Regions from separate parts of the Homo sapiens genome. Here all the other regions are linked to region 3. A link is a contact called in ENCODE Hi-C or POLR2A ChIA-PET data. All regions are on one chromosome and are shown on one strand. The core of a region is the stretch at or near the end of the contact, and the rest is flanking DNA. Distances in the headings are between cores, read along the strand shown.

Region 1 (2,700 bases), core at 33-2,532, 300 kb before region 3:
CTGGAACACCCCACTTCCCCAGCAGCCTTAGGCCGCCACCCCTGCCCGGCTTACCCACCTCCATCGGGGAGCCTCTGTCATTCTGGTAGCTGGGGGGTGGGGGACTGGGGAACAGAACACATTCCCCAGGGCCCTTTGAGTCATGCTGAGTCCTGTAGAAGTCCCAGCACCACCCATGGTGCTCCCAGGAAGCTTTAGCTGGCCTCTGGGAAGCAAATTGGGGCTCCTGACCCCTCTAAACAGAGAATGGCACCCCCGCTCCATGAGTCTCTTTCCTCCTTTCCTCTCTGGCCCCTCTTGCCCTTCTCTGTGCCTGGTGGCAGGATTTAGGAGCCCATCTCTGTCCCCCATAAGTACTGTGGCTGGGCGAGCCCCTGCCCTTCCCTGGGCCTCACTGGCCCAGCTGGGACCAGGCCAGCAAACCCAAGTCTCTCTTGACCTGACCCCCCAGGACACTGTGTCCATTGGAGCTCTGACTGTACCCCCTTTGCCCTGGTGCCCTCCAGTCCCCACCCCTCTCTCTCTCTCTGGCCCTCTTATGGACTCTTCCAGAGGGAGACTGTCCCACCCCACCTCCTGGCTTCTCCTTCCTCTTGGTCTCTCTCCTCCTGGCCATCCTCATTGGAAAATGCCAAGTCTGCAGGTTTCCCATGACCTTGAACAACCGGCAGTTTGGGAGTGAGCAGCTCTGAGCTTTGCAAGGAGGGCCTAGGGTGAGGCCCACCATGGGTCCTGGGGGCTGCATTGCCTTTGCACCCCACACCCTGTCCTGCTGACCTTGCTTCATTTTTCTCCATGGCAAGTGGCATCTTCTCACTGCTTACTTGGGTATTGTACGTCCATGGCCTCAGTAGAATGTTCCTTCCACAACGGTAGGGGTTTTGTCAGCTGTGGTCACTGCTTGGTCCTCACCCGGAAGGCCTATAACAGTGCCTGGCCCACAGGGGGCCTCCATGAGTGCTGAGGAAGGAGGATTTCCTCCAAGCCACCTGTGGGGAGCACTTCCTTGTGGGCATCACTGCCTCTGATGCACCATCTGCCTGCCCAGGATATGCCAGGCCCCTTTCAGAAGATGGGGAAACTGAGGCTCAGAGAGGAAGAGACGAAGGGAAGGAACGGATGCAACCTCACACAGTGGTCCCTGGTGGGAGTCCAGAGGAACGGATGCAACCTCACACAGTGGTCCCTGGTGGGAGTCCAGAGTCGAACCCACGCATTCAGGCCGTGGCGCTTGACTTAGCCCTTCCTCCCACCAGCCAGCCAGTCCGCCAACAGCTGAGAGGGGCTGGGACAGCCCCGCCCGCACCCCACGTCCCTGACGCCTTCGGCCACGCCCCTGTGGTAGAGTGAAGAAACTGAGGCACCCCGCCTCCTCGGATTCCTTGCAAGCCTCCTTCCCACACCCGCGCCCGCGCCCCCGCCCCCTCCTCGGGCCCTGCCCTCCCTCCCTGGCCTGGCCCCGGCCCCGGCCCCGGCCCCGGCCCCGCGTAGCCCCCGGCCCTTGGCAGAGCTCAGCCCGCGCCCACCCGGAGCCGGGGAGGGAGAGAAAAATGAGTTTTCCTGCCGCCCGGTGGCGGTGTCAATTGATCGCGCGCGGGCGGGGCTGCGCGCCGGGCTGGGGGCCTTGCTCGCAGCTGCCGGCGCGCAATTATCGGGAAAAAACTGGGGCGGCTGCCGCGGTGAAATTAGTTATCGATCCCTCGGTGGGGCCGCGGGGCCGCGCTTGGCGCTGAGGGCTGCAGACCCGGCCAAGCCCGCTGGGCGGGGCGGGGGCCTGGGGGGCGGCGGGGGCGGGCCCTCCCCCTGCTCCGGCCTCTCCCTCCTCCCCCTCCTCCTCCCTCCTCCTCCCGCCCGCGCTCCCCTCTCCCATTCATCCTGCCGCCGTATCGACCCGCGGCCGACCCCGCGCGGCCAGGCGCCCCCGCCCGCTGCCCTCTCCTTTCCCAGCCCGGCCTCCCCCGCGGGGGCTGTCACCGAGCGCCTGGCACGGCCGGGCCATGCCCCGGGGAAGGAGGGACCAGGGCCGGGGGCGGGAGCCAGCCCTTGTGCTCGCAGCCCTGGGTTCGGAGCCCAGCTGCCCGGGAAGGTTTCCAGATCTCCCTGAGCCTCAGTTTCCCCATCTGTAAACTGGGTGGTGGTGGCTTCGTCCCCCGCTTTGAGAGGACAGCAGGAGAGGCGTCCTGAGAAGTGAGTTCGCCTGGAAGCTGCCGGGCTGTAGTTTGCGTTGATACCACCGATCTTCCCGGTCACTCTAGGAGACGGGCCATATCCCCGTTTTACAAATGAGGAAACTAACTCAGCGAGGGGAGACGCCGTGTCCAGGGACACACAGTAAGCAGGTGGCCCAGGAGGACCCCAGAACCCGGCTGGAGGTGGCGGTGGGGGGCGAGGGGTGCCTGCGGAAGGAGAGGAACAGGAGCAGCGGGAGGTCAGCGCTGGCACCTGCAGCCCTGTCAGCCTGCGGGGGTGCGGAAGTTTGGGAGGTCTTAGCAGAGTGGTGCTGACAGATCGTAGAGCGTGGGTGGAGGTCAGGGCTCCCCAGCCCTCGCTGAGCCATTGGCTCGGCAGCCTCCTGGTTGGAGAGGAAGAGTGGGGAGGGACAGAGGAAGGAGAGGGAAGCAAAGAGGAGAAGGGGAGTGTCTTTGCCCAGAGCCAGCCTGCCACCCTCTCCTTTCCCAGCACTAGGCTGCATTTGGAAGG
Region 2 (2,700 bases), core at 24-2,523, 470 kb before region 3:
GGCGCGTATCACCATACCCAGCTAATTTTTGTATTTTTAGTAGAGACGGGTTCACCATGTTGCCCAGGAGGGTCTCGAACTCCTGGCCTCAAGTGATCCACCGGCCTCGGCCTCCCAAAGTGCTGGGATGACAGGCATGAATCACTGTGCTCAGCCACCATCTGGAGTTTTAAAAGGCTCCCATGTGAGTCCCTGTGATGGCCAGGCCAGGGGACCCCTGCCAGTTCTCTGTGGAAGCAAGGCTGGGGTCTTGGGTTCCTGTATGGTGGAAGCTGGGTGAGCCAAGGACAGGGCTGGCTCCTCTGCCCCCGCTGACGCTTCCCTTGCCGTTGGCTTTGGATGTCTTTGCTGCAGTCTTCTCTCTGGCTCAGGTGTGGGTGGGAGGGGCCCACAGGAAGCTCAGCCTTCTCCTCCCAAGGTTTGAGTCCCTCCAAAGGGCAGTGGGTGGAGGACCGGGAGCTTTGGGTGACCAGCCACTCAAAGGAACTTTCTGGTCCCTTCAGTATCTTCAAGGTTTGGAAACTGCAAATGTCCCCTTGATGGGGAATCCGTGTGTGTGTGTGTGTGTGTGTGTGTGTGTGTGTGTGTGTGTGTGTGTTTTCTCCTAGACCCGTGACCTGAGATGTGTGATTTTTAGTCATTAAATGGAAGTGTCTGCCAGCTGGGCCCAGCACCTCGTCTTGGGTTGCGCGTTCCTGGTGTTCCCTGCTGCCCAAGCTGGCCTGATGCTCCAGCGCGCTGGGCGTTCTTGCCGGTGACTGTCTACAGCCAGTTTGGCGGGACAAGATCTCTGGCGCAGACACCAACGCGCCCTGGCTGGGTGTTAATCACACAGCAAGCAGCAGCCTCCTGCCTCCCGTTGGGGCGGGTAAGGTGGCATCTGGCGAGGTGAGCCAGGAGCACCCAAATCCTGCCCCGGCCAGGTCACCCCTCCCTGCGGGGCTGCCCCGCCCGCGGGCTGCCATTATCAGCTCCGTCAACCAGGACACGGAGACTCCAGGAGGCCAGCGCCCGGAAGTGCGGGGCCAGGTCTGAAAGTCGGGGCTGCCAAAGTCCCTGGGCGGAGCCCCTGTGCTGCACGGCCTCACTTTCCCTGAACGCCCCCTCCCAGCACCCCGAGGCCGGAGCCCCTCTAACGGATGGGACCTGCCGTGCCGGGGGTTCTCCAGCAGCGCAGGGACCCCAGGCCCCGCCAGAAAGCGCCGTGAGGCCCCGGGTCCCGTTCGGAGCTGAGAGGGGAAACACTGCCCCCTGGTGGTAAGGGGACGCCTCTGTTTTTGGGCCGCGGCGGCTCTCGGGAGAGAAACGGGAAGGGCGCGATCCAGTATTGAGCACCTACTGCTTGCTAAGCGTTGGGCTGGGCATACTAGTTGGATTTTTTTCCAACTTATGTCTGTAATTCAAGCACTTTGGGAGGCCGAAGTTGGAAGATCTGAGCCCAGGGGTTTGAGACTAGCCTGGGCAACAGAGCTAGATCCCTTTTCTACCAAAAAAAAAAAAAAGAATTAGCCGGGTGTAATGGTGCCTGCCTATGGTCCCAGCTACTCGGGAGGCTGAGGCAGGAGGATCGCTTGAGCCTGGGAAGTTGAGGCTGCAGTGAGCCGAGATCCCACCACTGCACTCCAGCCCGGGCAACAGAGGGAAAATGTCTCAAAAAAAAAAAAAAAAAATCCCCAAAACAATCCGAGGCAGGAGGGATTTCCGCTTTCTAGATGAGGAAGGTGAGGGTTTTTAGATGAGAGAGGCAAGGTTCACAGGAAGGAGGCTTGTAGGGGGTGTCTCCTCACAGGGGAGAGGTGACTTGCCTGCTGTCCCTGGGCTCGGACAGTGTAAGGCCAGAGGGAGGACAGATCCCAGGGCAGGGGCCATCCAGGAGGCGAACCCAGCGTGCATTCTTGTTGTTGTTGTTGTTGTTGTTTGAGATGGAGTCTCACTCTGTCACCCAGGCTGGAGTGCAGTGGTGCCATCTCGGCTCACTGCAACCTCTCCTTCCCAGGTTCAAACCATTCTCCTGTCTCCGCCTCCCGAGTAGCTGGGATTACATACAGGCATGTGCCACCACACCCGGCTAATTTTTATATTTTTAGTAGAGACAGGGTTTCACCATGTTGGCCAGGCTGGTCTCGAACTCCTGACCTCAAGTGATCTGCCTGCCTCAGCCTCCCAAAGTGCTGGGATTACAGGAGTGAGCCACCGTGCCTGGCCACAGCAGCGTGCGCTTTTATATTTATATTTTCCTTCCTGGGGAAAGAGGGGCTCTGTGGGCAAAATAACCTGCTGGGAACCCACCGGACCCAGGTGAGCAGGGGCATCGGATGCCCATGGCAATACTGTGAACCTGGGGCGTGGGTGAAGGAGGCGGCCCCCACCACACTGGAGCCGCAGAGACCACGAGACCATGAGGTCCCCTGCCCGGCACCGCCCCTGTTCTGTCGGCTTGTGAGTGCCTCCTCAGGGTGGGGTGGTGCCCGATGCTGGGGTGGCAACCTCATCCTGCCCCCCGTCCCCATGCATGCAGCTCCAGCCTGGGGTGGGCGGGCTCCGCAGGACGGCGCCCGTGATGACCCCAAGGCTCAGCGCCCTGATGGAGGCAGATGGGGCCTTTTAACCCCTGCTGGGGAGCGGCTGCCTGGGGAGGGGGCAACTCACCTGCGGTGGGGGGTGAAAGAGCGGTTTTAAGGGGACCATCCAAGCCAAGAA
Region 3 (2,709 bases), core at 148-2,647:
TTGCAGTGAACTGAGATCACACCACTGCACTCCAGCCTGGGCAACAGAGCAAGACTTCATCTCAAAAAAAAAACAAGAAAAAAGGTCAAGGCAAATAGGGCTCAACATCAAAATCATTTCAACAGGCATAGAATTGTGGAAATGTTTCCTGCTGTGTCTCCCCTGTTGCTAATTCAGTACATTTTCTCTCTCCCCAGCATCTCCCTACCATAAAACTTAAACCATGAAGCGTTTGGTCCCATGAAGAGCCGTGTGGATACCATCTGCATCCCTGACTAGGGAAGAAGGGGACTGTGACAAAAGGAGAGTCCCTGCTAGACAGCAGCGGGGACTGGAAGCCCCTTTCAGGGCAGGAGGAGGGGAAGGGAGGCTGAAAGTCAGGCGTGAGGCGTCTGGGGGCAGTAGAAAGATTCAGATAGGTTTGGGGGATCCGAGGACATCAGAGCTGGTGCCTATGTCCCCAGGATGCATCCTAAGGGGTCTGCGAGGCTCACCTTAGGCCTGACATTGCACCCAGTGTGGCCAGGCTGCAGCAGATGGAAATGACTGAGGGTCCCCAGTCCCCAGGCAGAGGGGCTGAGGACAGTCTCACAGAGACCCCCAACCCCTGCAGCTGAGTGGAGGAAGCCCAGGAACTGAATGGGATGGTCTTATGGGTTGAAGTGTGTCCCCAAAAAAGATATGCTGCGGCCCTAACCCCCAGTACCTGTGAATGTGACCTTATTTGGAAATAAAGGTCCTTGCAGATATAATTAAGAAGAGGTCATTAGGTGGGGCCTAATCCAATATGAGTGGTGTTCTTAGAAGAAGAGGAAAATGCCATGTGACATTGGAGGCAGAGAGTGGAGAGATGCATTTGTAAGTCTGGGGCTAAAGCCGGAAAGGCAAGAAAGGACCTTCCCCTAGAGGTTTCAGAGGAGGCACGGCACTGCCCACACATTGATTTCAGACTTCTGGCCTCTGGGACTGTGAGAGAACACATTTCTGTGGTTTTCAACCACCGGGTTTGTGGGACTTTATTAGAGCAGCCACAGAAAAAAACAACATATGGGAAGAAGATTGACTGTGAATTGGAAGTTTTCAGGGCAAAGCGAAGTCCAGTCAGCCTCAGAGAACGTGGATGCGGTTCCCGGAGACCAGGGCAGACCAGACCCGCCCCTCCTGAGCAGGTCCAGTGATGGCAAGTAGGGCAAGAGACTCCTGTCCTGGCCCATGCAAGCTTCTCCACACAGCCAGACACCATCTTCAAAAGGAAACAGGAGGGAGACCCCCCCGAGTGCAGAGAAACCACCCTTACAAGGGATAGGGCTTTGAAAGGACCACATATTTTCCTGTAAGAGACGACTTTACAAAAAAAAAAAAAGAGAGACTTTCGGTTTTGTCACCCCTCCTCTCCCCACTGCCAAGACATCAGCAGGAAAGGGGGCACAGGGCAAAAGGAGATCAGATCTGGAAAATCCAGGCTTTTCACACAACTTAGCCCAAGAACGTACATTTCACCCCCTACACTCTTCTGTTTTTTTGTTTTGACACAGAGTCTCACTCTGTTACCCAGGCTGGAGTACAATGGTGCAATCTCAGCTCATTGCAACCTCTGCCTCCCAGGTTCAGGTGATTCTCCTGCCTCAGCCTCCCAAGCAGCTGGGATTACAGGCTCGCGCCATCAAGCCCAGCTAATTTTTGTATTTTTATTCGAGGCGGGGTTTCACCATATTGGCCAGGCTGGTCTCGAACTCCTGACCTCAAGTGATCCACCAACCTTGGCTTCCCAAAGTGCTGAGATTGCAGGCGTGAGCCATCGCGCCTGGCCCCCTACACTCATTTCTACTGATAGTTTCTGCAGAGTTAGGGCACCCTTTTAAGCACCGATACAGGAGAGGCTCAGGCAGGAAACCAAGGTAGGTTTCACAAGTGCATCTGCAGATGGGGCCACCCAGTTGATCACCAGGATGTTCACTGGAGCATGACATACAAACGCAAATGTCAGAAGCAACCTACATATCCACACGGGACTGGGTAAATAAATAATGATAACGGACTCTGTGCCACCATTAAAATTATGCTGTCAAAAGTGGTTTCATGATATGGGCCCAGCATGGTGGCTCATGGCTCTAATCCCAGCAATTTGGGAGGCTGAGGCAGTCGGAACACTTGAGGCCAAGAGTTCAAGACCAGCCTGGCCAACATGGTGAGACCCCATCTCTACTAAAAATACAAAAATTAGGCCAGGCGCAGTGGCTCATGCCTATAATCCCAGCAATTTGGGAGGCCGAGGTGGGCGGATCACCTGATGTTGGAAATTTGAGACCAACCTGACCAACATGGAGAAACCCTGTCTCTACTAAAAATACAAAATTAGCCAGGCGTGGTGGCGCATGCCTGTAATCCCAGCTACTCGGGAGGCTGAGGCAGGAGAATCACTTGAACCTGGGAGGCGGAGATTGCAGTGAGCCAAGATCGCGCCATTTGCACTGCAGCCTGGGCAACGAGAGCGAAACTCCATCTCAAAAATAAATAAATAAATACAAAAATTAGTTGGGCATGGTGGCAGGCGCCTGTAGTCCCAGCTACTTGGTAGGTGGAGGTGGGAGGATCACCTGAGCCAGGGAGGTGGAGGTTGCAGTGAGCCGAGATTGCACCACTGCACTTCAGCCTGAGCAATGGAGCAAGACTCTGTCTCAAAAAAAAAGTGATTTAATAATATGGTGA

Evidence for each region. Hi-C counts contacts between places; a loop is a spot of excess contacts on that map. ChIA-PET counts read pairs that join two places held with the same protein, here RNA polymerase II (POLR2A). Pooled maps may share reads with other maps.
Region 1: a loop to region 3 is called in a pooled map, with 2.8 times the contacts of the local background. The contact joins two enhancer-like sites. A Hi-C loop is called at or near these places in 1 of 168 maps with a recorded cell type or tissue (PC-9) and 2 of 50 pooled maps. POLR2A ChIA-PET finds 5 or more read pairs at or near these places in 2 of 52 experiments (PC-9 and naive thymus-derived CD8-positive, alpha-beta T cell).
Region 2: a loop to region 3 is called in a pooled map, with 2.9 times the contacts of the local background. The contact joins two enhancer-like sites. A Hi-C loop is called at or near these places in 1 of 50 pooled maps. POLR2A ChIA-PET finds 5 or more read pairs at or near these places in 3 of 52 experiments (IMR-90, T-cell and activated B cell).

Annotation. Positions count from the first base shown.
Region 1 is chr9:129,567,997-129,570,696 of GRCh38, reverse strand. No RefSeq gene overlaps it. Among named protein-coding and RNA genes, the nearest start is that of C9orf50, 52 kb to the left of the region's middle. RefSeq lists enhancers at 1-7, 1-19, 20-883. Within about 2 kb of position 1,282, at least 29 of the 41 ENCODE cell types and tissues checked have a DNase peak (open chromatin) inside an H3K27ac peak, as active enhancers do.
Region 2 is chr9:129,736,309-129,739,008 of GRCh38, reverse strand. It overlaps PTGES (prostaglandin E synthase), which reads left to right. Exons shown (of 3, transcript NM_004878.5): 3 at 1-660. Among named protein-coding and RNA genes, the nearest start is that of PTGES, 15 kb to the left of the region's middle. RefSeq lists an enhancer at 1,318-1,567. Within about 2 kb of position 1,273, at least 29 of the 41 ENCODE cell types and tissues checked have a DNase peak (open chromatin) inside an H3K27ac peak, as active enhancers do.
Region 3 is chr9:129,269,571-129,272,279 of GRCh38, reverse strand. No RefSeq gene overlaps it. Among named protein-coding and RNA genes, the nearest start is that of LINC02975, 11 kb to the left of the region's middle. Within about 2 kb of position 1,397, at least 6 of the 41 ENCODE cell types and tissues checked have a DNase peak (open chromatin) inside an H3K27ac peak, as active enhancers do.